3 separate regions of the Homo sapiens genome follow, and regions 1 and 3 are each linked to region 2. A link is a loop called in an ENCODE intact Hi-C map of the cell type or tissue named here. Cell type or tissue: OCI-LY7. All regions are shown on one strand. Links, peaks and the distances in the headings refer to the core of each region. The heading gives the core; the rest is flanking DNA. Region 1 overlaps SPON1 (spondin 1). Region 2 has its middle 11 kb from the start of LINC02548. Region 3 has its middle 7.1 kb from the start of SPON1.

Evidence for each region. Peaks named below come from ENCODE experiments on the same cell type or tissue, not always from the same donor. Only the 100,000 strongest peaks of a DNase experiment are listed, where the experiment ranks them.
Region 1: it touches region 2 in a loop (6-fold over the local background); 81 of 110 quality-filtered maps call a loop at or near these places.
Region 3: it touches region 2 in a loop (4-fold over the local background); 39 of 110 quality-filtered maps call a loop at or near these places.

The regions. Positions count from the first base shown.
Region 1 is chr11:14,244,489-14,255,093 of GRCh38, forward strand. It overlaps SPON1 (spondin 1), which reads left to right. Exons shown (of 16, transcript NM_006108.4): 8 at 10,040-10,241. Among named protein-coding and RNA genes, the nearest start is that of RRAS2, 110 kb to the right of the region's middle. In OCI-LY7, for the core only: CTCF peaks have their summits at 5,046 (motif pointing left) and 5,270; DNase peaks (open chromatin) are centred at 4,363 and 5,013.
Region 2 is chr11:13,768,340-13,778,944 of GRCh38, forward strand. No RefSeq gene overlaps it. Among named protein-coding and RNA genes, the nearest start is that of LINC02548, 11 kb to the right of the region's middle. RefSeq lists an enhancer at 8,817-9,373. In OCI-LY7, for the core only: CTCF peaks have their summits at 4,304 (motif pointing right), 4,505, 7,987 (motif pointing right) and 8,202; DNase peaks (open chromatin) are centred at 4,322 and 8,012; H3K27ac peaks cover 763 bases.
Region 3 is chr11:13,950,302-13,960,906 of GRCh38, forward strand. No RefSeq gene overlaps it. Among named protein-coding and RNA genes, the nearest start is that of SPON1, 7.1 kb to the right of the region's middle. In OCI-LY7, for the core only: CTCF peaks have their summits at 5,763 (motif pointing right) and 5,969; a DNase peak (open chromatin) is centred at 5,770.

The sequences.
Region 1 (10,605 bases), core at 1,163-9,162, 480 kb after region 2:
GCCTGGTGACAGAGCAAGAATCCATCTCAAAAAAAAAAAAAAAGAATCCAAATCCTCCAGCTAGCCTGGGCAACATGGCAAAACCCTGCTTCTACTAAAAATACAAAAATCTAACTGGGTGTGGTGGCGCATGCCTGTAGTCCCACCTACTCAGGAGGCTGAAGTAGGAGCATCGCCCGGGTCCAGGGAGTCAAGCAGCAGTGAGCCGTGATCGCACCACTGCACTCCAGCCTAGGTGATGGGAATAAGACTCTGTCTCAACAACAACAAAAAAGAATCCAAATCTGTTGTGTCCTCTCCTTCTTCATCCCTCTGTGACTTCGCTTAGTCTCAAGATCAAGTCCACACTCCTTAGTTTAGCGTGCGCAGGTGGGCGGAACACACGTCGGGGTTCATCTCTTGTCCTCCCCATGCTGCACCTCATACAGGCCACCCCGAATCCTGGGCAGTTCCTTGAACAAGCTTTGATTTTGCTCATCCTTTAAAGACGCAAGGCCTGGAGACTGACCCCAAGAAGATGGTTTACGAAGAAGCCTTGGCCAGCCCCTCTAGGGAGTAGTCTACATCCATTAACACCCGTATTGAAGACAGCAACAATGTGAGGAATGTGTGAGATGCTGCTCAGTGGGAGAAAAGGCGAAATCCACAGGATAGGAAGGGAGGAAAGTGCTGGACATTCAAAAGGAAGACGCCCCAGGATAGGGCAGTGGGAGTGAGGGAGGAGGCACACTCATAGCTGACTGCCTGGGAGCAGGGAAGCTACGGCGAGGCACCTGATACCTGCTCATTTAACCATTCAGCAAACTAATGGCTCATCCCCTACTGTGCGCCAGCCCTGCACATGCAGTCCTAGCTCTCTGGAACACTCAGCCAGAGAGGAGACAGACAACAGACCAAGTTGGGCCACTCCAGGTTTTCCCTTTGCACAAGTCCAGGCAGCACCATATAACCTGAATATATAAAATATAATGTCATCATGGCAGCCTTGTATACTCCAAGGGGATAAATGTTAGGGTGAGGAATGGCTCTGGAGCCCCAGAGCAGGGGCAGAACCCTCTCCTGCTGTGTGGAGGAGGGACATGGGGCTGTGCCTGGAAGGTGTTCCTTGTGCTGGTCAGGACTGGCCCAGGCTTGGGTGGAGCTGAGGCTCTGAGTGGAGGCCTGAGGAGGGAAAGAGAGACTAGCACTCAGACAGCTGGCCCAGCGCAGCCCAGCTGGCTGCATGGAGGCCTTTTCTAGCCTGCTGTGAGCTCTAAGCCTTGCTCTGGATCCTCCCTAAGGAAGCTCACACCAGGGCAGGAGAAAACCCACCCAGCCCAGGAAATGCCTTGCCCTCCAAGGAGAAGCAACACGAGGCAGGGCCTACCCAGGGCACTCTCCTGGCAGGTGCACCTTTGCCCATCTCATCCCTGTCCTACCAAAAAACAAGGATGTGAATTCACAAAAGCCCTTGGTGCCCTTTGCATAATTAACATCAGTTACCAGTCAGGTCACCCTGAATCTCCTTACTCTGCTGTCTCTTCAGATTCTCCCAGTTCCTTGGCTCCCAGAACCTATGTGTGAAGAACCCCTCACTTCTGGTCCTCTAAGTGGGCAGGGGATGAAAGGCAGGTAGGGGTGGGGAGAGTTTGTGGGTACCAATTTTTACACCATTAAGGAGTCTTTATACCAGTTTTCTCTTGAGGAGCCTGGGCTTAAACAGATGTAAACTGCAAATCAAAGCACATTCAGGAAAGAGATAGGAAGGGAGGGAGAGAGGAAAGAGAGAGCAGTCCTTTTTACCTTCAGCATCCCCTTGGGTCCAAGTAGGCGCTGACATTTATTATCCCTTTTAATCCTAATAACCATGAGGTAGGTATTGCAATGTCCATTTTACCAATGACCAAACTGAGACTCAGAGGTCCTATGACAGCAAGGGTGGATATAGAATGCCAACAGTACCCAGCTGATTCTAATGCCTGTGCTTTTCACTATAACACGATCCTTCCAATTAAGTAACAATTCATTCATTTTCCCATGTCTAAATTAATCAAGACATATATACCTGCCAATGAGCCTTCTGATTGGCATGAAATTAACAATGTGACCACACCAAATGGTCTCACACCTACCCCAAAACAAACAAAATCTTACTTTCACTTACCCTGTATCCTATCAAGGAGGACTGAAACATCCTTGATAGGAGGGTCCCCCCAAAAAAAGTCCTGTGAAAGGTGCTTAGGGCAACTGTGGTGAGCACAGCACAGTTCCTTATGGAGATTACAATTCAGTGGGGAGAGATATTTACTAAATGATCACACAAATAAATGTGACATGTCTATGAAGGAAAGGCATAAAGTGCCATTAGGGGGGTTAGAGATAGCTTCCCCCTAAAAAGGCAATGAAGCTAAGATCTAAGGAAGCAGTAGGAGTTAACTAAGCAAAGAAGAAAACAAAGGGGAGAACATTTTAGAAAATCTGGAGAGACCATCATGTATCTGCAAAGGCCCTGTATGAGGAGGGAGTAGAGTATGTCTAAGGCACTAAAAGGCTTTGGTCTAACTAGATCCAGAAATCAAAGATGAGTTTGGTGTGGGGCCAAGCCATGTAACATTTGAAATTTTTTATTTGAATTTTTGCATTAAAAGTCATGAGTAAGACCAGGTGTACTGGCTCACACCTGTAATCTTAACATTTTGGGAGGTGGAAGCAGGAGGCTCACTCGAGCCCAGGAGTTTGAGAACAGCCTGGGCAACAAAGCAAGACCCCCATCTCTACAAAAAATTTTAAAAACTAGCCAGGCGTGGTGGCTTGTGCCTGTGGTCTCAGCTACCTGGGAGGCTGAGGCAGGAGGATCACTTTAGCCGAGGAGGCTGAGGCTGCAGTGAACCATGCACTCCAGTCTGGGTGACAGAGCGAGACCCTGTCTCAAATAATAATGGTAAATCATTGAAGGGTTTTAAGCAAAAGGGTGACATGATCATATTTGCATTAAAAAATAAAAAGCAATAACAGCACTCGGCCCCTGTGTGAAAGGGTAGATGCGGGAGCCCAGTGAGGGGGGCTACTTCAGAAAACCGGAGAGAATTAACTGTGACTTCACTAGGATGGTGGTGGTGGTGGAAAAGGAGAGAGGTACAGAGATGTGTGAGGCACGTAGGAGGTAAAATCAACAGGCTGTGGCGATAGGTGGAGTAAGGGGGTGGAGAAAGAGCAGTCAAGATGTTTCCCATGTGTCTGGCTGGCATAATGAAAGAGTGGTGAAGCCACTCACAAGGCTGAAAACGTTAGATGAAGTTCAGTGGGAAAGATCATGGGATCAGTTCTAAGTGTAAGTTGTTAAGATGTATTCAAGATTTCCAGTTAGAGGTGTTAAGTACATGGTTGGCTAGATAGCTCTGGAACTCAGGGCAAGAATTCTGCACTGAGATCTAAAATTGGGAGCCCTCAAGGAATGGGAGACAATGCCAAGGGCATAAGAATAGGAATCAAGGGCTTAGGACTGAGTTCCAAAGATCTCTACTATTGAATGTTGAGGAATCTTGCCTGCAAAGGACACAGCAAAGGAGCAGCAAAGAAATTGGTAAGGAAGCTTGGTACCGAGAAAGCCAGGGGAAGAAAGTGTTTGAGGCGGGTGGTTGGCTGTGCCCAGTGCAGCCGAGAAAACAAGAAAGATCAAGGCTACAGGAAGCCCTTTGGGTTTATCGACAGGAAGGTCATCAGTGACCTTACGGAGAATCCTTTCTGCTGAGTGATGAGGGGGAAAAACAGCCCGGAGCAGGTGAGCTGTGAACAGAGCATGAGGTTATGGAGTCAGCAAGTACAGACCACTCTTCTGTGAAGTTTGCTATGAAAGAAGAGAACCTGGCTCCAAGGGGATGAAAGAGTCAAAGGAGCATTTTTTTTTTCTTTTTTAAGATGGGAGAGACTTTCTGAAAAACTGAAATGAATATTTTGGGACACCTTCCCACATTTCACCTACCCCTCAGACTTCCTGAGGCCTCCGTGGAACAAAATTAATTGATGGCAAACACTCAGACCTCCCAAACACCCAAAACCTCTGCACTCGGCGCTACTGGCTTGTTAAGGGAAAAGAATTTTCCTTTGATTTTCCCATACCCCAGTCTCCCCTTTCCTCTTCCAAATCTCATTAGGAAGTCAAATTAGGAAGCCTACATGCAGCCAAGTTTTGTTTTGCAGAAACAGCCTTGCCTCTCTTTGCTGAGCCTGCCTGATTGAGGTTAATGGGATTCCAGCCTCCCTCGCCGCCCAGTGGAAAGCCAGGGTGACCTACTTTGCAAGGTCCTGCCCGTTGAAACTGACTTGTTTTTCAATGATCTGCATCTTTATCCCCAGGACCACTTCTCAAAGGACAGCCATGAATGAGCAAATTAGCTGCTGACTTGTTTAGCTCAATAAATCAAGCTGTGGCTCCGACAGCCCAGGGTGCAGGTAGAGACAGGAAAGGCAGACTCTGAACAAAACCCACATCCTTTCCTAGTTCCTCCGGTGCCTAAGTAGAAAATGCCCAGATTTCCTACAAATCAATTCTGAATGTCCATCATCCAGTTCCTCCAATTGCATCTGAATGCTAAGAATTACTGGGACTTTTACAAATAACTTTTATTTCCTTCCTTAAAATGAATCCTGCAAACCACTGTCACCACCTTAAATTATTCCCAGCCACTCTGCCGGATTAACATTGATTAGATAAAGGTCGTGTTTGTGAGGCCAGTGGAGTAGAGACATGGTCACCTTCTCCAGAAATCCAAAGCCATGCTCCCCAGGAGGCCAGAGATTTCCCTTAAATTGGGCCGGAAGAGTCAGGGCTCTCCCTGCCTCCTGCAACACCTGCACAGGTCCACCGATGTCCTCGGGATGCTAAAGGAAGATGGGCTTTGGACAGAGAAGCAGGTGGTAGGTCTAAGCATCCAGATGGACCTGGAGTCCTAGATGCCTCCTGGTTATAAACACAGCGTTTTCCAACGTTGCAGGAACCTCCCTCAAACCTTTCTCCACACACACCCCTGCAGAACTTCAGCCTAGTGAATGGCTTGGGCGCCCTCTCGTGGCCAAATTGAGTTTTTGCAACTCTGAAAATTCAGATTATTGAAAACTCAGGATGAGAGACAACACAGCATATGAGTGTTTTAGGAAACCCTCCTGAGTCTCACTGGTGTGGATCTGTAATTTAGGAGGGGATGGTAAGTCTCTAGAAGCAGTATCAAAATCCTTTCTTACCTCTTTTCTTTTATGGTGTTTTGGAACATTTTGTTTGGAAAAGTTGAATGAGAAGAAAATCAACCTCTACCAAGCCCTGTTATGTGTCCCTCACAATGATAAGCAGTTTTCTCACAATAAAACCTTGGGGTAGGATGATGATGCTCCCATTTGGCAGATGTAGTAATTGCAAAGAAAGGTGAGGTGGAAGCCCTCATCACATAGCTATTAAATAAACAGCTGATTCGAATCCAGCTCTGACTGTCACCAATGCCCTGGGTTCTTTCCTCCACACCATGCTGCCTCTCCAAATGTAGAAAAAGGAAACATTTCTCTGGGTCTTCATATCTGATGTGAATTGTCTGTTCATAACTTTTCTTTATCTAGTGGGATCATTGTCTTTTTCTACATATTTGGATTAACTCTGTAGATAATATAGATATTAACACTTTGTCAGTCACACTCAATGGAGACATTTTTTGCCAGCATGTCATTTTTCTCTCCAATTCAGTACTGCTGTTTTCATTTTACAGAAGGTCTTCGTTGATAGATAATTCAATTCTTTTCTTTATAATTGCTTTTATTGTTTCAAAGTTGAAAAAATTAATATTTCTCTAGTAGATCTGAAAGCTTTATTTTTTTCTATGATCTGGTTATTTTCTATTTGACTCTGGGTCTGTTTTTTTTTTTTCTTGTGTGGTATATTAAATGTGAATCCAGTTTTTTTTTTATTACAGTTAACTTAGCCCAACCCCACTTGTCGCACAATCTTTCCTTTCCCCCTAATTTGAAAAGCCTATTTTGTATAGTCCTTATCTATAGTTTCTGGGATCTCCAGTCTGTATTGCTGATTTATATTTCTATCTTACCTGAATATCACGCTATTTTGTCTATCATGCTTTATCATATACTCTGGTATATGGTATGGCTAGATCAACTCTCTGCTAGAAAACGGATACAAATCTAAGTCCCAGGTAGAAAGATGAAACCAAATTAACAAAATATATCTTGGAAGACATGGCATATACAAAAGCATAAAAATTTTTATGACAGTTTGAACAAATTAAAGCACTCCAGTCCTATCTAGCATTTTCTAAGGAAAACTCATATAGATTCTTATTCATTTAATTATTTTTATTATAGAATAAATACTTTGAAGTGATGCTTAATTAAATTTGAAGGTCAAAGGAAATACAAGAGCTCCATGTTCATTTCTTAGATTAAGTCATTTACTTCAACAAACATTTGAAGAGAATCCATGGCATGCCAAGTTCTAAGCCAGACATTGGGATATAGCTATGAGCACGGCAGAAATGGTCCTCACTCTATTGGAACCTGATGGGAAAGGCAGATATTAACAAAAAATTCCAAAGCAAGAGTGAGTTCAGCATGCTATGGGGAGGTAGAATAGGAGTTCTAAGCAATTTGGGGAGAGGTCAGGAAATACCTCCTCCAGGAAATGTTACATAAATGGGGTCAAGGAGGGATTCTCCAGTCAAGGATAAGAGAAAGCTGCAGGGCATATCTGAAAATGCTATCAAATTGTTCTCAGGCCCTTATAGATTCAGATTTACTCTATCACCCAAGATAAGTCAGCCATGTGACCTCATAGTCAGGAATTGGCCGCCCCACGTTTCCCACACCTTGAAACACTTACCAGGGTCTAGAGGGTATCTCGCTTCAGCTACAGATTTGGATACAACAGATTGGGCCAAAATGCATTTACTGAGAATGATTTCCACAAGGCCTTGGTCTCAGATGGTTACACCCATTGGCTGGGCAGGTTCCAGGGTAATGTGTTAGGGTGGCAGTTGGTTTGGTTTCTACAGCTCTGGATTAGAACTGGTTTTGTCCCCTTAGATTGTCATTATGAATAGTCACCCATGGGGTACAGGATATGAATGACTAATCTGGCCCCAAATCACCTACTTAGGAAGACAGGAAGGCAATAGATGGAGCGGTCAGTCTCTATGACAATGGAAGAGGAAACCTGCCTCCCAGGGGACTGCTGGACCACCCCAGAGGACAGCTGCACCCAGGTGCCAGTGCTGTCTGCTCAGCAGTTACTAGAAGGCAGACCAGAACCCCGTCCTGTGAGTCCCTAGGCGAGGTAATGCCACACCTCCATAGACTGCAATCCTTGTGTGAACCAGGTCTTTAAAGAAGCTGCTAAAATCACTGACCTACATGCCAGAAAATGCACACGTGGGAAAAGGAAATTAAATCCCCTGATTTGTGCCTAAGTAGCTGATGATGTCATTGCAATACTTTAGCAGTTTATAAAGACTTCCTAATAAAGCATCTCATTTGATCCTGACAGCAACACTGCAGGTATGTATTGCTAGATGAAGATATTGAGACTTGAAGAGGGTGAGCAACTTGCCCAAGATCTAAAGCTAGAAGTGGAGGAGTTCAAGTCATCATACGCATATTTGTTCAGTCGGCCCACTGGACACCTAGGTCCTGGGGTACAGCTATGAAACACAGAGTTCCTTCAAGGAACTCCCGGTCTAAGCTGGGGAGAGGGAACAGTGAGGAAGTGATTACATTCATGGGGTCTGGCTATGGAGACCTGCGCAGAGTGGGAATCCAGCGCTATGTATCTGCCTCAGCCGAAGGCAAGACCTGCGCAGAGTGTGGGAATCCAGCGCTATGTATCTGCCTCAGCCGAAGGCAAGACCTGCGCAGAGTGTGGGAATCCAGCGCTATGTATCTGCCTCAGCCGAAGGCAAGACCTGCGCAGAGTGTGGGAATCCAGCGCTATGTACTTGCCTCAGCCGAAGGCAAGACCTGCGCAGAGTGTGGGAATCCAGCGCTATGTACTTGCCTCAGCCGAAGGCAAGACCTGCGCAGAGTGTGGGAATCCAGCGCTATGTACTTGCCTCAGCCGAAGGCAAGACCTGCGCAGAGTGTGGGAATCCAACGCTATGTACTTGCCTCAGCCGAAGGCAAGACCTGCGCAGAGTGTGGGAATCCAGCGCTATGTACTTGCCTCAGCTGAAGGCAAGACCTGCGCAGAGTGTGGGAATCCAGCGCTATGTATCTGCCTCAGCTGAAGGCAGGCAGAAAGGCTGCTGGAAGAGGTGACATGACCTGAGGCTTGAAAGATGAGTGGGCCCAGCATTCTCAAGCTTGAGGTGTATTACAATCTGGAGGGATTATTAAAACAAATTGCTGGGTCCTACCCCAAGTCTCTAATTCAGCAAATATAGGGTGGGGCTCAAGAATCTGTATTTCTAACAAGTTCCTAGAGGTTGCTGATGCTGCTGGTCCAAGGACCACACTTTTCCAATCACTGAAGAGCTTGCCCAATAGATGCAAGTACAAGTGGAACCTGCAGCTAACCTGCAGGTAGACTGGCCTGTCAGGGCCCAGGGAGCTTCTTAGGTAGCAGGTAGTGTGGGATAAGGGAGGGGGTGCATGGGAGGCAGCACCAGGACCTTGTCAATCGACGGATGCCAAAGCCAAGGCTCAGGCCAGGTTCTTCTCCACTCCTGTGGCAGAACCTAGACTGGCATCAGGCTAAAATGGAAAGTCCATTCAGGAAGGCTTTTCCTCCCACCTGTCCCCTTTCTGATCTCCATACGATCCTACAGTACTTCTCTCAGTAACACTAATGGTAATAAGAGCTCTAGGGCCAGGCAATGGGCTAAGTACTGTCTGCAAGCTAGCTCATTTGAAATTCACAGGAACCCTTTGGAGTAGACGTATGTGATCACCATTTTAAAGATTTGGACACTGAGACGCAGAAAGGTTTGATAATCTGCCCAAGGACACACAGCTGTAACAGGTGATACCAGAGCCCAAGGGGCCCAGTTCCCCAGGCCCCAGTCGGGTCTGCAGTCATTGCTTTCTGGTGCCAGGTGAGGGCAGCCAGAAGCAGCTGGTCCCAACAGAGGGCACAGGGACTTCCAGACAGCTGAGGCAGACCAGCTGCCAGCTGGACTGAACAGAACAGTTGGTCTCTGGCCAAGGATTCCCCATGATTAGCAGCCTTGGGGTGCAGAGTCAGGCCAAGCTGCCTTCAAGCCTCAGCCCCCTCCTAGCTGTGTCTATTAGTTCATTAACCACTTATTCACTTTCATGGCCTCTCTATGAGACAGGATAATAATTCTAACCCCACAGGATTGTCATGAGGGGAAAATGAAATAATATGGGACTGCCACCCGCTGTGTGCTTTGCGAATGTGACTCTTTCCTTTCCAGCCACTCTGAGTGGTTGCTGCCATGTATCTCACATGGTCCCAGCCACTCCTGAGAATCTGTGTGACACAAAGAGAGAGGTTGAAGAGCGGCCTCTGATAGCTTAGACTCAGGATGTTATTCCCAGCAACTGGGGGTGTCGGCCAAAGGTCTCTGACTCTACAGCTGGTCCCTGCTTCCCAGCTGTGAGCTGATGGGTACAGTCTGGCGCTGGACAGTGCCTGCTATTGGCAGCCTTCTGAGGGCAATAGAAACAGGAAGCTGGGGGAGATGACCCCTCTGATGGGAGGTTGAGGTGCAAGGATCACTTGAGCCCAGAAGTTTGAGGCAACAGTGAGCCATGATCACACCACTGCACTCCAGCCTGGGTGACAGAGCAAGACTCTGTCTCTGAAAGAAAAACAAAAAGAGAAACTGGATAGGGTGGTAGTATATGGTTCTCTCCACATTTGTTCAATGGATGGGCTCAGGACAGAGAAGGGTATAAACCCACAGTGGCCAAAGGCAGAATTCAGTGGGAGACCACGAATGTGGATACTCTCTGTCCCTCTCATTCTTCATAATCCAGGCAGATTTCCCTCAGAGTGAGGACCAACCCCCAGAACTCTAATATAATGGTCTCTGTATTTCGTTTCCAGGAGAGCAGCACCTTCAGCTGAATTTTCCGTGGACAGAACGCGCCATTTAATGTCCTTCCTGACCATGATGGGCCCTAGTCCCGACTGGAACGTAGGCTTATCTGCAGAAGATCTGTGCACCAAGGAATGTGGCTGGGTCCAGAAGGTGGTGCAAGACCTGATTCCCTGGGACGCTGGCACCGACAGCGGGGTGACCTATGAGGTGTGTGTGTGTGCCTGGAGTGGTGAGTGGCTCCTTGCCTACCCGCTTCCTGAGTGTCCTGGACACAGAGGGGATCTGTCCCAGGCTCTGTCCTAGGTGAACTTTCAGTCTGGCTGGGGAGGCTGGCATGGTCGCATCATCACATATGGTGTAATTTGGGCTCTGGGAACTGTCTGTGCAGTGGCCAGGAGAGCACGGAGAGGGAACTGCTAAAGAGCAGTTCCCAGGTGAGCAGGGGACAGCATTCCAAAGCCATGACTGCAAGAGCGAAGGTTTCTGGACAGCTGGGCTAAGGAGTTTGCATTCTGTCCTGAATGTCATATTTCTCTGATATGATCTATTGCATTGAAATCTGGAGCCATCA
Region 2 (10,605 bases), core at 1,221-9,220:
GTCTGGGGGAAGGGGTGGGAATGGCCAGGTAATGGGTGCTTGCTGCTGATTGATTAGGGTGGAGATGAAATCAAGGGGGTTGAAGCTGTATTCTTGAGCTGAGTTGCTTCTGGGTGGGGCCACAGGAGTGGGGTTAGAAGGTCCAGGTGGAGCCATGGATGTCAGACATGCAAAAAACATGAAAATCTCCTCAAAAGGCCAATCTACAATAGTGATGTTATCCACAGGATGTATCTTGTGACCAGTCTACGCTTCAGCAGTATTTGGGTTCCTCTCCTTCCCCTAGCCTGATGGCCTTTCATTAGCTTTACAAGAGCAGTTGAGTTTTGGGGCCTATTATCATTTAAACTATAAACTAAATGTCTCCCAAAGTTAGCTTAGCCTAAGCCCAGGAATGATTAAGAGAAAGGCAAGTTGTGTGTGTGTGTTCTGGATGGGTGGGGTGGGGGTTATATCAGATCTTTTTTAACTGCTGTAATTTTCTCACCATTACAATTTTTGCAAAGGTGGTTTCATTTGTAGTCTCTAGTAGTTGCTCAGCATCCATGTCCTCTCTTGGTCCTCAGTTGTAGTATTCCAATTCCCCCCATTTCAGGGAAGACACATGTGACTGGCCAGTTAGAGTATTGTATCTTATGACTTTAGTGGTTGGCTTAGTAATTGACATATACTCTACTGAGAAGCCAATTAGATTTTTCGGGGTGGAGTCTGAGACAGCTGCTGGGGGCCATTTCATGGCTCCTGACAATGAAACCAACAGAGGGAAACACAATGTTGAAAGATGGATAGAATTCGTTTTCATGGTATCTTTTTGGATCACTGGATCAACCTATACCTGAAGGTTAGTTACTCTTCGACTTTCCAGTAATGTAAACCAAAAAATTACCCAACTCCTTTTGTCTTTCTTCTTCCTTAAGCCTGTTTGGCTGTGTTTTCTGTCACATGCAATACAAAGAATCCTAACAGATAATGAGTCCTGCCCCACTGGAGGACTTTGTGTGAGGCAAAGGTCATGGACATTGATGAATCCAGCATCTCTCCCCTATTGTTCAAGTCTCAAAGAATGTAATTCTTTTCTGAGTGTTTTCCCTCTTTGTCAACTCTTGGAATACTTTCCACTCGGGAACAATCCAGCTCTATAGGTTCTATGTGGCTAGGCCTTTGAAAACAAAAGCCTGTTAATTCTCCCATAAGGCAAAGGTCACTTAGGTCTCTAAGACACAAATGTTTGACTGTTCTTCCAGTAATGGGGGAGGGAAATTTCACCTTTTTATTCGCCTACAGCTGCGGGAGGAAGCTAGAATACATATCTCAATAAATTACCTGTTAATTAACTTTAAAGATGGGGAGCTAAGGCCTCCATGTCTTGATAATAGAGTACCTGACCATTGACTCAGCTTCAGACACACCAGAAACATCATAAGACTAGGACAGCAGAGCAAGACAGAAGGAACCTGGCTCAGCCCTCCCTCATCAGAGAACACTTGCCAGCTGCCGACCGAAAAGGTGTGTGGCCAGAGTTAAACTCACAGGGCAGATTGCAAACTTAAATGCTTCCACCTCCAGGTAGCTAAGAGTGAAGGAGGCTGGAGGGGCATAGGGCATAGTGGGGACTATTGCAGACAGGAGAGGCTGCTTCAATAAAGGGGCAGCTGTTACTTCACACAAACTACTGCTGCCATGTGGAAAAACAAGTCCAGTGTGGCTCCAGTTTAAGGAAAGCCCTAAAATGTGCGAATTCTAAATGTTGGCAACTAATTTTAACAATAAAAACAAAAACAAAAAAAATGGTACTATTGAGCTAAACAAAACACACAAGAAGGCCAGGTCAGCTTGAAGACTTTAAACCTCTGCTAGATAGTACATAATTATTTCTATACTTCCATAGTAAATCTGCTTATAAATTCATGGTGTGTTGAGATACTATTCTTTTAAGTTCAAGATAAATAGTCTCCTTCAGATAGCATATTCATCAGAAACCAGATTTCCTTGTCAGGTGCCTGGCTTGGACCACAATGAGTGATGGGTGTCTGAGCTGATCTGTTCCCCTTTCCAGGCACTGCACCTGTCTTCCTTTTGGTGAAAGACATCTCTCTCTCTTTCTACATGTGGTTTGGGTGGGGCTGAATCAATCCCTGAATCCAAGGGTCAGCCTACACCCTGGCCTGGCCAATCAGAGACCACAGTTGGACCACAGTAGACTGGGTCAAGTTTGGGGAACGTGTACAACAAATAATGTCAATGAGACAGTTCCTGGTTTTTGTGTCTTTTTGGCAAAAATTGGGAAAGAAAAGTCCATTTTCCTCTAGGGTTACTAGTTCTGAGGATTATGAATCTGGAGAATCCAGGTATCATCTGTAGGTGAGGGCTTGGGAAAAAGAGTGACACCCCCCACCACCAAGGGAAGCAGATTATAGGGGAGGGGGAGGTGGGAGAGGGAGATTGGCACAAGGACCAAATTTTCGTCCCTGATTCCAGCTAAGCCTGAAGCCACATCGCATCTGAACTCTTTATTAGGTTAACCAAGCTTTTCTCCCTTTCTTAGGACAGTTTTAGTTGGGAGTCTCTCACTTGTAACCAAAATAACCTTGTCAAATACATACTGTCATGCTAACTAGTATAGCACAGCACCTTGGACATCATAGGAGCCTTGGAGCCCAAAGCCATGATTGACCCCATTTGTCTGGCATACAGGGACATGTGTGAACCTGACATTGAGGCATAGGGAGACAGGCCGGAAAGGGAAGCAGAGCTGATAGAATTCATCCTTTTAGCGGGGGTTAGTGTTAAGATGTATGCTGGAGAAGCATCCCACGCTCAGTCTGTTTTGCTATAACACTTGTGTGTTTGTGTGTGATTTTAACATAAATTAGCTCAAATGGGGTTGATGTATGGTGGAACAATGTCAGTAAAATGGGATATTACACTGGTTCATCTATGATGTTCCCAGCCAGTCAGCATTTTGCACAGGCAAATGTCAGAAGACAAAGGCGGAAGGCACAAACAGCTGAATGCAGCAGGCTGATAAGGGAAGCAGTGTGGTCCACAGTTCTCATTTGCTTCAAGTCTCTCTGACCTTAGGCGAGCCATAATCTCTGGCTCAGGAGTGCCCAGGGCTCAGTTCTCCCTGATCCTGTGCAGTTTTTTTCCTTATTTTCATGACTCAGAAGACTATGAGTTCTCTTATATTGCCTTTCATCAAATTACCCAACCTTTCTTTCTTTTTCTTCTTTTTTGAGACAGTCTCGCTCTGTCACCCAGGATGGAGTGCAGTGGCACGATCTCAGCTCACTGCAACCTCCGCCTCCTGGGTTCAAGTGATTCTCCTGCCTCAGCCTCCAGAGTAGCTGATACAGGCTTGCACCACCACGCCTGGCTAATTTTTGTATTTTCAGTAGAGATGGGGTTTCAGCATGTTGGCCAGGCTGGTCTTGAACTCCTGACCTCAAGAGATCTGCCTGCCTCAGCTTTCCAAAGTGCTAGGATTACAGGCGTGAGCCACCATGCCTGGCCTTTCTTCTTTTTTAAGGCAAAGTCCTTTATTTCATGTAGAATTTATTTATTAAGCACTGAGTGAGCATACTCTTTAAACTGTGCTGGTATTTTAATTAAGATGTTATTACCTTTGTTAATGTTCTGGTTGCAAAGCTGCATATGTTTTGAATTGTCTGCCTCAATCCTATTTTCCCTACAAGTCTTAATTATTTTTAGTTTGCAATTTTATAGAAAGGATGTTTCTCTTTTCCCATCAGAAATATACATATTTGATTACTGCAGAAGTACCTGCATTTTCTTTATAGGCAGAGTGATAGCCATAGATGTGCTGACTCTGGACCAGGTTGCTTTGATTTTCAATCATTTCTTTGCTTTTATAGAGTATCGATAAAGTTCAACCTGACTTCTTATAACTTTCTTGTCTAATATTTAAATATAAAGAACACATACCTGATTCCCAGGTCCTACGCTAAACCCAGAAGCCTGTCTGGAATCCTGAATCAGATTTTCAACCTGGGAGACCTAGCACATGCCATGCCTCTCAGCATCCAGGAGGGGCCTTTAAGCAACACCATGTACACCAACAAGGCAGCATAAGCAGGTGCTACACACTGTAAAGGAGGCGGGATGCAAGCAGCTGGAAAATCATGGTACAAAAAAAAACACCCAATGTCTGCAAATTGGGTAACTCTCATTAGCCCTAAAAAGCTCATTTTCATGGTTAACTAGTTAAGCAGCTGATTAAAGGCACAAGACTATTTAGGCACCTGCTTATTTGTTCATTTTCTTTTAAACTTTGGACAGGAGATGGCGCTCTTGAATGTAATTTGGCAGAGGATCACTCAGCATTAGCGCTACAAGGACAAATTCAGCACCTGCAAATACTTCCTTCTTAAACTGAGAAAATGATTTGGATTTTCTGAGGGGGAGAAGAATGCAATTTTAAAACCAGCTAGAAGTTGAGTGGCTAAGAACATAATAGCACCACCTGTCATTTTTAATTTGGATTTAAAAATTCAATTAATGCTGATTAGTGGTGGGGACAGGTGCAGCCCCAATGCTGTGATGTTAAACGAGGAAGTAATAATATTTTGAAGTTGAAAAAGTCATTTGAGGAGGAACCAGTTTTAGAGCTTACCATAATAGAATAAAGACAGGTTGGTACACTGGAGTGTGGTAGACCTGGATTTAAATCTTGGAGACAAATGCCAAATATATCAGCTTACACCTTCCAGATGTGCCTTAGCAGGTTATCTGAGCCCCTTATAAAGCCACTATGCCCAGAACTGAGTAATGAGGGAGGAGGTCTTAAAAACCAAAGAATTTACATCTTCAAATACTGCGTTTTAGCAGTTTCCACCTGTATTTGAAGAGCTAGTTCTAGAATGCGGTGGCTTGAGGTCTGAATCTTACATGGAGATGTCGGGGCCAAGAGAGTGGAATCCTAAAATAGAATTATAGCAAACACTTATTGATGGCTCACGGCATGCCAAGCTCCACAGGAGGTGCTCTGAATGTGTTCTCTTTTTTAATCTTTATAGCAACATCAGGAGGTGGTTACTTTTATTATCCTGTTTTACAGATGAGGTAACAGAGGCTTAAAAGGGCTAAATTACATGCCCAAGGTCAGAGAGGTAGTAAATATTAGAGCTAATAAATTATTCATCTGGTTGTAGAACCCACACCATTAATTACTATGCTGTACTTAAAACCTTCTGAGGGCTTTCGAAGCCATGGAATAAAGGCCAGACCCCTTAGCCTGACACTCAAGGTCTTTTATGAATCAATTTCAAGCAAGAGTAGATCAGAGAAATGGCAGTGCTATTATCTGAGGCCATGCTAAGGCAGTGACCACTGATCATCATTACCAAAATTGTTCTGGAGCAGGCACCCACAATATGTGAATGTTTATTCATAATTTACAGGTCCTATTGTCAATCCATACATTAAAAATTATTAGACCTTAATTTATTTCTAATTTTAAATAAATTAGATAAATAAATAAATAAATAATGTCTAATAGTTCCCTCCTTCACTCCATCAAAGGTCTTTCTTATCTGTTGCTGTGTACACTCTGGAAATCATTGGTTTAAGGTAAGGCCAGCTCTATCTAGTTCTCTGTTCAGAGGACAGAAATTCTTCTCTCTTGTCAATGTTCAGGAAAGAATAGCCAAAGCAATCCTAAGCAAAAAGAGCAAAGCCAGAGGCATTAGGTTGCCCAACCTCAAACTATACTTTAAGGCTACAGTAACCAAAACAGCATGGTACTGATACAAAAGCAGACACATAGATCAATGGAACAGAATATAGATCCCAGAAATACAGCCACCTGATCTTTGACCATGTCAACAAAAATAAGCAATAGGGAAAGGACTCCCTATTCAATAAATGGTGCTGGGATAACTGGCTAATCATATGCAGAAGAATGAAACTGGACCCCTATCGCTTACCATAAGCAAAAATTAACTCAAGATGGATTAAAGATTTAGATGTAAGACATAAATATTAGAATCTTAGAAGAAAACATTATTCTGGACATCAGCTTTGGGAAAGAATTTATGACAAAGTCTTCAAAAGCAATTACAACAAAAACAAACATTTACCTCTAGTTAAACCAAAGAGATTCTGCACAGCAAAAGAAACTATCAGCAGAGTAAAGAGACAACCTACAGAATGGGAGAAAATATTTGCAAACTATGCATCTGACAAAAATCCAATATCCAAGATCTATAAGGAACTTAAACAACTCAACAAGAAAACAACAACAACAACAACAACAAAAACAAAAAACCAATAATCTTATTTTTAAAATGGGCAAAAGACATGAACACTTCTCAAAAGACATACAATTAGCCAAAAAACATATGAAAAAATTCTCCACCTCACTAATATTAGAGAAATGCAAATCAAAACCATAGTGAGATACCATCTCACACCAGTCAGAATGGTTATTATTAAAAAGTCAAAATACAACAGATGTTGGCAAGGCTATAGAGAAATGAGAATGCTTATACACTGTTGATAGGAATGTAAACTAGTTCCCCCACTATGAAAAGCAGCTTGAAGATTTCTCTTTGAACTTAAAACGGAACTACCATTTGACTCAGCAATCCCATTACTGGATATACACCCAAAAGAAAACAAATTATTCTGCTGAAAAGACATATGCACTTGCATGTTCATTGCAGCACTATTCACAATAGCAAAGACATGGAATCAACCTAGGTGCCCATCAGTGGTGGATTGGATAAAGAAAATGTGGTACATATACCCCATGGAATACTATGCAATCATTAAAAAGAATTAAATCATGTCTTTGTAGCAACATGGAGGCAGCTGGAGGCCATTATCCTAAGCGAATTAACACAAGAACAGAAAACCAAACACTGCACATTCTCATTTTTAGGTAGAAGCTAACCATTGGGTAATCATGGAAGTAAAAAATGGCAGCAATAGAAACTGGGGACTACTGCGGGAGACAAGCAAGGGTTGAAAAATAAACTACTGGGTACTATGCCTAGTACCTGGGTGATGAAATCATTTGTACCCCAAACCTCAGCATCATGCAATATGCCCAGGTAACAAAACTGTACATGTACGCCCTGGATCTAAAATAAAAGTTGAAAAAAAAATGTTCTGGAAAGCTCAGGCCCTGAGAGGTATTAGGACTGGTACACTTATGCTGAACAGTCAGAACATTCTTACCCTGGTGTGAGTAGGTGATGAGAATCATAACTTGGTAAGCCTGGAGACAGAACCAAGGAAAGCACAAGGACTGAATGATGCTTATGCCCAGGGCACCCAGGATGGGCAAAGTCCATTGGCCAATGCGTCACCTCCCATAAACAGTGTATCAGATGTATTAGTTTCTAGGGCTGCCATAACAATGTAAAAAACTGGGTGGCTTAAACAGCAGCAGCAGTTTATTGCCTAACAGTTTTGAATGCTAAAGACCTAGATCAAGGTGTCCCAGGGGCTGGTTCCTTCTTAGGGCTGTGAGGGAGAACCTGTTCCATGCCCCTCTCTTAGCTTCTGGTGGTTTGCTGGCAATCTTTGGCTTTTAGACACATTACCCTGATGTCTGCCTTCATGTTTACATGGTATTCTCCCTGTCTGCATAGTTCTTCACAAGGCATTATTTTTACAAGGACACCAATCATATTGGGTTGGAGCCCACCTTCCTCCAGTATGACTTCATCTTAAGTATATCTGCAATGACTATTTCCAAATAAGGTCACATTCAGAAGTACTGGGGGTTAGGACTTCAACATATCTTTTCTGGGCACACAATTCTGAAGTTGGCTTCTGTGACTCTCCCTTTTCTAAACTTATCTGTGGGACACCTAATTGTTCCCTGCTGATCAATGTTTACTTGCTTTAGATCAGGGTTTCTGATCCTCAGCACTGTTGACATTTTGGACCAGATAATACTTTGTTGTTGGTGAGCTGTCCTTCGCACTGTAGAATGTAGAGCAGCATCACTAGCCTCTACCCACTAGATGCCAGTAGCACCCCACCCCTTGAGCTGTGACAATGAAAATTGTCTTCAGACATTTTGAAATTTCCCCCAGATGGTAAATTCATCAGTGTAGGGAACCACAGCTTTAGGTGCAACCATACATTGACATGAGCTCCTGCTGAACCCTAGGATCAGGGACCCATTTTGCTCCTGGAGATTTTGCATTCCTCTGCTCTCCTACGTACATCTATTATCCAGTTTCACTCCCAGAAGGTAACCTTACATGCCTCCCAGGAGCTCCTAAGACCTTGTGCTCCCTAAAGACTGATCTCGCAGTTGCCTGAACTCCTCTTGTGCTCCAGCAGGACTGTGACCAGCCTGAGGGCAGGTGCAGCATCTGACCCACTTCTCTATCACTCTGTCTCCCTGCCTGGGGCCTGGCACCCCACCCCTGACCCAGTATATTTTTCAAATGAAAGAATCCTAGTGTCTTCTTATTCTGATGGTTTCCTATTTGTTACCAACATATCTCTTTTTTAAATAGGAAAATGACTTGATTGAGATATAATTCATATACAATTTCTCATGTAAAGTATACAGTTCAATACTTTTGGTATATTCAGAGTTCTGCAATCATTGCCACAACTTTAGAACAACTTCGTTACCCCCAAAAGAGCCACCATACCTATTCTCAGTCACTCTCCATTCTGCCCAATGGTGCCCAACTCTGAGCAACCAAGAACCTACTTTCTGTCTGTATGGATTTGCCTATTCTGGATCTTTCATAGAAATGAAATTGTATAATATATGTGATTGGCTTCTTAGCATGGTTTTTTTTTTCAAATTTCATCCATGTCGTAGCACATATCCGTCATTTGTTTCTTTTTATTTCCAAATAATATTTTAGCTTATGGATAAAACACATTGTATTTAATAGTTGGTGGACATTTGTATTGTTTCCACTATTTGGCTATATAAATATTAGCTTTTGAATATGAATGTTCATATGCTATGAACATTTGTATATAAGTTTTTGTGTACCCCCAAACTGGGTCATATAGTAACTCCATGTTTAATCTTTTGAAGAACTGCCAAACTGTTTTCCAGAGTGGCGGTGCCATTTAACATTCCCACCAGCACAAAAGAAGTGAAATTTAAATGGCTTGTTCCTGCCTTAACTGATAACATTCCACCACAAAAGAAGTTAAAATGGCCGGTCCTTGCCTTAACCGATGACATCACCTTGTGAAATTCCTTCTCCTGGCTCATCCTGGCTCAAAAAGCTCCCCCACTGAGCACCTTGTGACCCCGACCCCTGCCCGCCAGAGAACAACCCCCTTTGACTGTGATTTTCCTTTACCTACCCAAATCCTATAAAACGGCCCCACCCCTATCTCCCTTCACTGACTCTCTTTTCAGACTCAGCCTGCCTGCACCCAGGTAACTAAAAAGCTTTGTTGCTCACACACACATACAAAACAAAACAAAACAACCAACAACAAAAAAACATTCCCACCAGCAGGGTATGTGTGTTGCAATTTCTCTGCATCCTCACTATCACTTGTAGTTGTCTGTCTTTTTAATTATGGCCATCCTAGGGGGTATGAGGTGGTATCTCATTGCAGTTTCGATTTACATTTCTTTGATGGCTAAGGATCTTAAGCATCTTTTTATGTGCTTATTGGGCCATTTATATGCTTATTTGGAAAAATGACTATTCAGCTCCTTTGCCTATTTTTAATTGAGTTGTTTTTTTTATCATTGGGCTATCTGAACTCTTTATAGAAGAGTTCTTTATACATTCTAGGTAGGAGTTCTAGATATATGATTTGCAAAAATTTTTCTCCCATTCTACAGATTGTCTTTTCACTTTCTTGACAGTGTTCTTTGAAGCACAGAAGTGTTAAATTTTGATGAACTAATTGATTTCTCTTGTTACTTGTGCTTTTGATATCCCCAGTGTATCTTGAATAACACATACACTACAGGAGCCCCTCCCAGACAGTATTGAAATATCATTGCCTTGACTCTTCCTGATTAAGACAGACCAAATTCCTTAGGTGAGTGGGAACAGGGAATAATCCTACTTTATTAAATTTGTATCCTAAATAGTTCCTGGTGGTTGTCCTTGTCTAGTAAAGTGGTTGAAGACATGGGCTCTCCAAATGGGTGCCTAGGCTAGAATCCTCTCTGCCATGATTCCTGCTACCTTGAGCAAATTACTTAGACTCACCAAGCCTCAGTGATCTCATCTATAAAATGGGGGAAATGGTAACCAATCAGCATTGTTGTGAGGATTAATTGGGTAATGCATATAAGGTGGTTCACACAGACCTTGCACATAATAAACATGTTAGCTATGCCGTTATTATCCTTAGTACCTGGGACAGAGAAGGCTGTCTGTAAGTGACTGCTGAATCAATGATTGAAAGAAGTATTATTGTGGAGAACGACCCAATCTCCTATTTAGAGTCACAATCCTGGTGCTCAGAATGGGCAAACAGAAACATTCACTCCCTTAGAAAGCAGGTAGGAGAAACTTCTTCAGTTTTATGAGGGTAGGGCAGAAAAGTCCCTGTGGGAGTTGACATCAAAAGGATTTGCCTGCTATACCAAAGGGATTTGACAGAAACTCCACTGGAGGCTTCCCG
Region 3 (10,605 bases), core at 870-8,869, 180 kb after region 2:
AGTTTGCAAAGAAACCCCAGCAGATTAACCCACTTTTCTTAAATGAAAATGTTACTAGGCTGATAGAAGAAGGAAATATGGTGGATGTAGTAAATGCATTTATCAATTAAGAAAGCAAAGTTACTTGTGATATTCTTTTTTCGTTGTTTTGTTTTGTTTTTTTTAATTATTATACTTTAAGTTCTAGGGTGCATATGCACAACATGCAGGTTTGTTACATATGTATACATGTGCCATGTTGGTGTGCTGCACCCATTAACTTGTCATTTACGTTAGGTATATCTCCTAATGCTCTCCCTCCCCCTCCCCCCACCCCATGACAGTCTATCATTGATGGGCATTTGGGTTGGTTCCAAGTCTTTGCTATTGTGAATAGTGCCACAATAAGCATAGGTGTGCATGTGTCTTTATAGCAGCATGATTTATAATCCTCACTTGTGATATTCTTATAGGTAAGATGGAGAAATGTGATCAACCATGACAGAGGAGTAAGGTAGATTTATAACTGCTTGAAAGACTATCAAAAGACTGCAGATGAATAGTTAATGTCAGATCTATAAGCTACAGCTATTATTACCACATTGAATTATTTTAATTAATATCAGACTTAGGGCAATAACAATATTTTTAAGTGACAGCAGATTCAGTCCTTGTCCCAGTCATGTTCCACATCAATTTCTAGGATGAGGATCTAGTAGACCTTATGGACTTGAAGATGATGTTAATCTGGATGACAAGTTCAGAATCCAAAATTATCTAGATGGGCAGGAATGGTAGACCAAATAATATTAGTCATCATTTACTGAACACCTACTGGATGCCAGATACCATGCTACACACTTTCCATATATAATCTCTTGTCCTCTTAATAACCTTACAAAGTAGGTATTCTTATCGGTTTCATTTTATAGATGAAACAACCAAGACTCCAAGAGGTTAAATCACTTGCCTAATATCCCATTGATGGAAGTGGAAGAACTAGGAACCCTGCCTAAGTCTATCTACCTTCAAGACCTATTCTCATTTTTCTACACCTTTCTGCATTCCTCTGCTACTAAATGTAAGTAATTCCTATATTTCAGGAGTAGGCAGAAGATGGGAAGATGTAGGTAGAATCAGCAAAGTAAGAAAAGAACTTAGAGATTTTAATTGCCTAAAAAGTCTATTAACTTACTTTGAAATGTATCAAAAAAAAGAAGAATATATTGTTGCCATGCTGCTATCACCAACACAACAGCAAAATCAGCATGAGAACAGCTCTGGCAGGCAGTTTAATGTTGTGCTGATTGCTAAAAACCAAAAAAGCTTTCATCAAAATATGAAATTGGCTCCATCCTAAGTGAGATTATAGTGCTAAATCTTGAGAAATATATATCTCACTCCTTTATGAAAAAGAAGGAATAAGGGACTGATACAGGGACAGATAAACAGATTTGTGACAAAGTGTGTTCACTGTAGAATCTAGTTAGTGGATATATCAGTGTTAATTGTAAAATTCTTTTAACTCTTCCATAGGTTTGAAATTTTTTCATAATTAAATGAAGGGAAAATCAATGTAAATTGACAGGATGATGTGGCAATGTTTAGTTGGGCAGGATATAGCTTCTCCCTTCTGGGATAGCACAGCCATACCCTAAAATCTGTTTTCACTTCTGAGTACCAGCCTTTTGCAACGTTGGTAACAAGCTGCAATGTGCCCTTGGGAAACAGAACAGAAAGATGATGGGCCCAGAAACCATGCCTAACCTGGAAAAGAGAAGAAAACAGTACAACATGGTAATTCTCAGAAAATATGTAAATGGCTGTGAATTTAATGTGATATAACAAATTACACCAAAATTTAGTAGCTTAAAACAACACATATTTATTATCTTATAGTTTCTGTGGTCAGAAACTCACCAGTGCCTTGACTGGGTGGCTCTAGCTCAGAATCTTTGTGTGGCTGCAAGCAGTATGTAGGGGCTGCAGTCATCTGAAGTCTTGACTGAGGCTGGAGGATTCCCTTGTAGGATGGCTCATTCTCATGGCAGGAGGCTTCAGTTCCTGTTACATGGGTCTCTACACAGGGTTGCATGAATATCCTTATGACATGGCAGCTAACATTCCCAGAGTGAGCTATCTTAGAGAGCAAGGCAGAAGTCACAGTGCCTTTCATGACCTGGTCTCTGAAGTCACACATCATAACTTCTGTTTTATTCTAGTCATTAGAAGTGAGTCACTGAGTCAAGGTCACGCTCAAGGGGAGGGGAATTAGGCTCTACCTCTTGAAGGGAGGAGCATCAAAAAATTTATGGACCTATTTTTAAATTGCCACAGGCTGCTTCTCGGAAGAGAGGTAAGCTTGTTCTGTAAGTACCCTAGGGAAGTGGTTTTCACTTCAATAAAAACAAAAATTTTCCTAATAATTAGAATCATCTAAAAGAATGGAAGGAGCTGGTGAGTTTCTCCTAACTTAAGGGATTCAAAAATAATCTGGACAATCAGTTGGAGATATGATACTCATTCAACAAATATTTGTTGAGTATTTACTACATGCTATGCACCGTGCAAGGAGCTAAAGATGTCACAGTAAACAAGACAGATGTGGTACCTACGCTCCTGGTGTTTACACTGTCCTAAGGGAGGAAGACAATAAACAAGTGGACAAGCAAATTAAATAATTACAGATCGTAATGTGTATTATGAAGGCAATAAATAAATAGGCTATTGTAATAGCAACGAAGCAACTTTCATTTTATAGAGAGAACTCATTAAAGGGATAAAGATTTGAAGCAGATAATTCTCTATATACCTTCCAATATAATAGTGGTAATTCATTCCATTGTTCATCCATTCTTTCCTTCAGCAGGCATTTACTGAGCATCTACTATGTGCCAGGCACTGTGGAAGGCACTTAGGGATACAAAGTAAACAGTTCCACATTGTAAAGACTCCAGAGTCTTGTGAGAGATAACAAGATGTATACAGAGATGCTGATCCCCTGTGATAAATCCTACAAGGGATCCTACACAGGAGCCGATGCACACAGGAGTGACAACCCTGCCTGTGGCTGCCAGCGAAGTCTTCACAGAGAGGCCATTTCAGCTGCATTTTCAAGGATAAGGAAGGGGACTGACAATCTGCATAAGAATCTTTCTGAAAAGTCAGCATCTGAGATGCCAGGCCTTGTTAAGGAGAACGAAGGAAAAGAGACAAAAGTGAAATGCACGTTTAATGAGTTAACGGAGCCTGACGAATAAATGCACTCTGAATTCTGGCTCCTGTGCCACTGCCTGAAAATGCACTGGGCTGAGAACTGAAGCTCATTGCAAATTTAAAACTTCTAGAGAGAAACCCCAACACTACGGGCTCATCACAGCCCTATTCCCATTACAGCTTCCCTGTCATTCCCCGCCACAAACCTTCTGCTCCAGACTGGGTGGCCTCTCACTACGCCACCACTACTCCAGGCTCCTACAGTCTGCATGACTTAGGATGTCTTTTCCCCTCTTATCTCCAAATCCCACCTACCCATCAAGTCCTACTGCTCCCCTGAAACCTTTGGGCCACTCTAGCCTGTGGGGATTTCTCCCTTTGAGACACCATTGTCTTAATCTGTCATTGGCACGAAAGTGTCTCTTGTACAATTGCATTGGCTCTCAAATAGATTGTAACTTTGGGCAAGCAAGTAATCTAAGGTACCTACGCCTCAGTTTACTCATCTGCAAAATGGGAGTAATAAAACACTTGTTGTAAGGATGAGATATGTGTGAAGCATTTAGACCACTGCCTGGCCCATAGTAGGCATGATATGAACTGTCAGCTGTGATTATTGCAAGCCCTCTGTAGATGGAGGCATGCTTTCCCATCCTTCAGGGACCCAGTAAAGGGCTCAGCATTGTCAGTGTCACCGCTATCTGATGAGTGAATAAATGTCTTTTATTCTTATTCCCTCTTAATGTTCATACCAACAAGCTGGGCTCAAGTTTTTCTCAGAGAAATGAGTTTTGGGCCTGAATTATGTTCTGGAGGTTTTGTTTTTCCTTTCCCTCCAGGTGCCAGCTCTTTGGGTTGTATATGTGAAATAACAATTGGATGGCACTTTATTTAAAGCCACAACCCAATTGGTAAACCTGACACTTCAGCAATTATATTTTCCAGCTGAGAGACGTGCAAAACTTGAGCCCTAGTTAATTGGAAGGCATAAAAAGAGCCTTTTTATTGCCTCACATGGATACTTCATTATGGTAATAGGAGGACGGGAGCCTCATTTCCTCTGTTGTTTCTCAGACACTCTTATGTATTTCTTTATGCACTAAATATGCTTTCTGGTCATTTCTGTCTTCTTCCCTATTTCCAGTTCTGTTTGCTTTGTCTCCTTCCCTCCCTTCTGTCTCTTTCTCTTCTTGTCAGGCAGAAAGGATGTAGGTCTATTTTCTCCTCTACTCTCCGCCCTCAGTGCCTTCCTCCAGTTCCAGCTTTATGCATGAGCAAAGGAGCGATCAGCCAACAAGCTTGGGAAGCTCTCCAGAACCATGAGTACCTTCTAGGTTACAGAGGCTAGAGTCCTACATCTTTTGTTTACCCTGGGATGCCATTGTAAACATCCTCCTGTGTCACCTTGTGAACCAGGTAGGGAACTCAAGATTACTATTTTCCCATTAGCATGCTAGCAAAATTACATCTATCAAATCGGTCTATTGGTTTGGAAATCAGAGCACAAAGCTGAGAAGTAACATAAGACAGCTAAGCTTTGAGAGTATCTTAAAGGGAGTGTTGGGGCACAATACCAACTCCCAGGTCTCTGTCTCCAGTGCTCACTCCCTTCTGAGATAGAAACCTATTGTCTTTGACAGTCCACTGTACATCCCCCTCTGAAAGACCCCTTAAATGTCAAGTGTCCACAATGGAATATATATCATCTCACACATTCCTCATTCCCACATGTCCCGTGGGTTCTCTTCTTGAATTTGTTGTCTTGGAAAAATATACCACTGAGGTGGTAGATATACAACCCAGTGGCCCTTATGAGAACTCTCAGAGCCACTCCCGTCTCCCTTCCTGCATATCACCAGGCGTTCCATCCTCTTTAGTCTGCTTCCTGAACAGCCCTCCAATTCATCCCTTCCTCCTAGCCTTAGCTCGCAGCTCTCCTCTGGACTGTTGTTAAAGCCTCTTAACATGTGTCACCCCCCCTACACTCTCACTGGACAATCCATCTTCATACAATGCCACTGAAAAGGTCACTCTGCTACCCGAAGGACACACTCTGCCTTCTCTCATCTCTAAGCTTTTGCATTAGCTCTCCTCCCCTCCTATATTCTCCATCCCCGTGTCCAGTTGACAAGTTCTGATCTGTCTTTCGAGAAGGTGTTGAGTACCTTTTCAAGTGTTACTTTACCTGGGCAGAATTAGTTACTCCCTTCTCTGTGCCCCCTTTAATACTTAGTACACATAATTCTTTGTTTTACAAATATCTGCTTTATCCATCTCTGCGGCTTCTTGAAGGCAGGAATTATGTCTTGTTTTTCTTTGGATTACCTCCTCCAATACATGTTTGCTGAATGAATGAAAGGCTTAAATTTCACAAAAATTCACTAAACACCTGCTTTATGCAGACATATTATTCTAAAATAGTGTAAAACTCAATGAGTCTATTCTCAAAGAGCAAACAATCTAGTCTAAAATGGGCCCAAACATTCCAGTTTAAAATAGGTTCAAGGAGTGCCGGGGTGCTTAGGAGTTTTTACTTAATACTGCTGCATGTTCAGTTCACTGTCACCAGGTGGCAGTAGTGTGCCATGGTCATGTGGTCCAAGCCATGAAGTTCCCAGAACTTCAAAAAAGTGGTTCTGCTTGGGTCGGGTTGCTAGATTAATAGCAAGAGAACCACAAGGGGAATGTAGACTGCGTCTGGGTTCTATGTGTGGCTGGACTTGCAAGGGTTTGCTCTTGGGAGCTGCCCACAGCTGCACCTGGCATGCTGTGCTGCATTTAGACACAGTGCTCTCTTTAATCCGTAAACCTAAAAGCAAGGAGACTTAGAGATCTCCAGGTTGGGAGCAGATCTATACCTTGGAAGACCTCCTGCTGTGCAATTCTTTTTAACTGCTCTCAGTGGTGAGCTTCTATTCCGCTGTTTTTAATTCAGACAACGTCTATGGCAATTAGGAGGTCTTAGGTGATCTCTGTTAGAACACTTTCCGTAAAGAGATATGAGCTGATTCCAAGCTACACCACATGAAAAAAAAAATGAGTGAAAACTGAGGAAACAGAGTTACAACAGAGGACACAGAGAGTGAGACAAGGTCAGTAAAAAGTCCAGTCTCTTGACTAGCACTACCTGAATCCCTAGTCCAATTCCCCGCCCAGGATGGGGAAGACTTAGCTAGAGCCGCAGGCCAAGGACATGGACAGAAACAGAAACAGAAATACAAGAGGGAGAGAGGATAAGAGCTAGATCAGTGTTTGGCAGAAGTCAGGAAATGAGGACAAGAATGCAAGTAGGGGATTAGCCTTGAAAAAATTGAAGAGTTAAACCCTTCTGCATTTGAGGCAAGAAGTGAACTTGGATTTTGCCAGAGTTTGGTTTGTGGAAGGAGATATGGAGATTTGAAGAAGTTCATGCCTAATGTCCCCCATGTGAGGGATAAAATAAGAGGGCAAGTAACCACCCCTCTCCATACCAAAGAGTGAGAATTAAAGAGTGATGAAGCAGGCTTGAAAAGATGGTAAGGACTAGATGAATAGGAAAAGAAACTGATTAGGAATAAATTTAAGAACTATACTTAAAGGTAGAATTCATGCATTTGTAGTAAAGTAATTGGCAGGGTTACCAGGTTTTGTGCAGCAGAACTCAGAAGTCGGGGAGGGTTCCATTGTTTTGCTTGGTTGATTTGCTGTAGGTTGGGGGTTAAAGAGGAGGAACAGAAATAAAAGAGGAGAGCTAATGAAGAATGGTGGTTAGGATATAGTTAAAATGATTGAACATGGTGTCCAGGCTGGGTGGGGAAGGAATTAACAAGATGGGCTGGAAAAAATCAGAAGTGACTAAGCAGCTGTAGACCTCAATGACATAGAGGAGGTGAGAAATGGGAAAGCTGGAAGTAAAATGAGAAAGTGCTATTGGGAGCTCAAGATTCCCAAAGAAGAGGGTGTTTCTGTGGGAGAGGGCTGCTGATATGGAGGGAGGCCAAGCTCATTGGAGTAGAGGAGGTTAGAGCAGAGACTAAATTGTCAGCTCAGACTTCATCAGGCTAATCTCCCAGGCCCATAGCATGAGACAATAGGCAGGAAGCTAGAGAGCCAGTTGCAGAGTCCACAGTGGCTGCAGGAAAGTGACCTGGAGGCTACAGATGATGGAGATAGGATGAAGGAGTATAAATTGGATGCTGGGAGTTTTAATGTAGGAGGGACTCTTATTATCTCTTACTTACTAGAATGTTGATCTGGATACGGCAATGGGCAATCGATAGAGGAATGCTCCAGAGAGCAGAAGGAAGGGCAAAACTGAATGGAGACCAAAAGACTGGAGAGACGGGTGATCGGAGGAGCTCATACCTTACATGGAATTGTGGGATGGGCCCAATCAGATTCAGGATTCCAAAGGTAATGTAATTATATATAATTGGCTGATGCCTAGAACACAGCAGGTTCTGAAGAAATATCTTTGTAATTAATGAATGTCTTTTGCTTTTAGGATTTTTTTTTTTTTTTTACCGTATGTACGTATGTATTCAGTTTCCATAACTTAGTCTTTAAACTTGCTGGCTCACCTGTAGACAGCTTCCAGGCCTCCTCACCACAGATTACAATAGATTATTCAGTGCAATTCAACTCCTTCATTGCCTATCTGTTTTCTTTCTCTAGAAATCCCTTTCTATAAAATGTCCAATTTAACTCTATATATAAGAGAAACAAAAACATAAAGTTTCTAGACTCTTTTTCTGAATTAATAAAAGTAACAATAATAACTGGGTGGGGTTATTGTGACCTCATTGCAGTTTACAAATTATCTCAGTTACCCATTTGTTTCTCAAAATCCCACAAGGTAGGCAAGATGGGTATTACTATGTCCAATTTTGCACATAATCCGTGTAGATAGGTCCTGTGACTTTCCAAGACTGCACAGCTTCACATGGTGAAAACAGAAGAGCCAGCCTGGAACCCATGTACTTCAAGTCTGAATTACGGTCTAGGACGACGGTTCCTTAAACTTCAGTATGAGTTTTTCTTCAAAGTACAGATTTAGTAGGTCTGGGATGAGGTTTCGGAATCTGCCTTTGAAGCAAACATCTGATGCTCATGTTTCAATGACCATACTCAGAAAAACACTAATCTAGAAAATCCTTTTCCCCCTTCTCTCTTAAAGCGGGGAGAAAAAAGAGGGAGATCTTACCTCCTATGAATCAAAGGACTTTTCTCGCCTTGGAGAACTGGAGCCCCCAGCTCTTCTCTTCTGCGACCTACCCACACACACTGATAAAGTTAATTATCTGCCCTGGCTAAATGACTTTCCTTAGCAACACCCTAGCAACTGACATCAGCTCTGCCTTAGGCTACAAAAACTGGAAGGAGATTTCTTGAAGTCCAGTATATTTTACAAAAGAACAAAACATCTGAACAGGAAATTAAGGGGAAAGTAAACTGGATTCATTGCTAGGAGATGAGAAATAGACACATGAAATAGTTCATGACAATCCACTGGACCACAGTAGTCAAAATGGGAAACTTTTTCTCCTCCTCAGTTCTACTGAAGTCCACAGGAGGGGAGACTGCAGGATCTCATTCTATGGAGGAAAATTTAATCAGGCAGGAGGAGGGAGGGCATTCCAGGCCATGAGAAAGCTGTAAGCAAAGGTGCTGAGGCAATACTGAAGTGGAGGACACGGGGAGCCCAGCTGGGTGGTGCTGGGAGCTCAGATTGGGATCTATGACCAGGCATGACCAGATGGACACAGTGAGACCAGATTGTGGATGGCCTTAGAGGCCAAGTCTTAAAATTTGGGCAGAGTCAGAAGGCACTGAGGGTAGGCTTGTTAAAAAGTTTTTATTCAGAGAAAAAATATTTATGGAACCCCTACCAGGGGCCGGGCACTACGATGTGCACGGAAAATACAGTGGTAAGCCCCATAGACATCCCCTACCCTTCTGGAGCTTAGAATTTAGAATGGAGACAAATACTGAACAAATGTAAAATTTTAAACATCAAACTTATAAATCAATGGGTCATTATAAATCTTAATATTAAAAGAAGCCAGGTGTGGTGGCTCATGCCTGTAGTCCCAACACTTTGGGAGGCTGAGGCAGGAAGATTGCTTGAGCCCAAGAGTTTGAGACCAACCTGAGCAACATAGGAAGACCCTGCCTCAAGAAGAAAGAAGAAAGAGGAAAGGAGAAAGGAGAAAGAAGAAGGAGGAGGAGGAGAGGGAGGAGGAAGAAGGAAGAAGAAGGAGGAGGAGGAGGAGGAGATTAAAAGAAAAGGTACTCATGAGCTTCAGCAGAGTTTTGGGGGCTGGATCTATTCTAGGAAATCAGAAAGGCCTTCTTTGGGGAGGCAGTTTTGCACTGAGATCTGAAGAGTACATAGGAGTTGGCCAATGGAGAGTGGTGGCTAGGAGAGACCAAAGAGCATGATAGGATTCCAGGCAGAGAGAACAGCACAGGCAAAGCCCATGAGAGAAGAGCTGCATGGCTGGAGAAGCAGATCAAGCAGAGCCTTGGAGGCCTGGCTGAAGATTCTGTCTTTATTCTGAGAGCCCTGAAAAACCACCAAGAAAAAATGTTAACCTCAGGATTGACATTCAAATCTGCATTTTTAAAAAGATCACTTGGGCTTCAGTGCAGAAGACAGATGGAAGGAGAGCACAAGTAGACAAGGGCAACCCAGTTAGGAAGATGAGAGAGGATGTCAACACAGACAGGGGTAGTGGTGGAGAAGAGCGTGAAACTTGATGTGGTGATGGATCGGATGAGTGGAGAAGACAGCAGAGGTCTGAGTGACAGCCAAGCTGGTTTAGGAAAACCTAGCTCATGTAGTGGGATTGGAGCTTGGTGAGCTGGTTAGAGCCTGCCGTCATAGCCCAGATGATAGGGCGAACACTGTGTACTGGAAAGTACCTCATTTGGTGTTGGGGATGCCTGTTTTAAATCCTGGCTCTTTCCCTTAATAGCCATGGAACATTACCTCAGCAGGTAATTTCATAGGCTCCTAATCTGAACAATGGGAGTGCGGAGGTGAATTGGGACTGCCTACTTCCCATAGTTTTCCTGTCAATATCCAATAAAAAGTTAAATATTGCATTCCTGCCTACTTCATGCCCACCCATCTCCAACTTAGATTTGAACCTTTTGTAGATGAATAGAGGTTCAAGAGCACAGATTTGAGCTTTCAGACATAAAATAAGCTTTGTGAAGACAGGGGTCACAATTTATTCATTTCTGTAGTTTCCTGCCCTCTGAGATAAGATCAGGTACACTTTCAAGAACCACTTATTTTAGTTTGTAGCATACATCACAATTATAATTTTAAAAGATTCATATAATTATGTATTTAATATTTGCCTTTGCCACAGGCCTGTAAAATCCTCAAAGGCAAGTAACATATCTGTGTTTTGTATCCAAGCA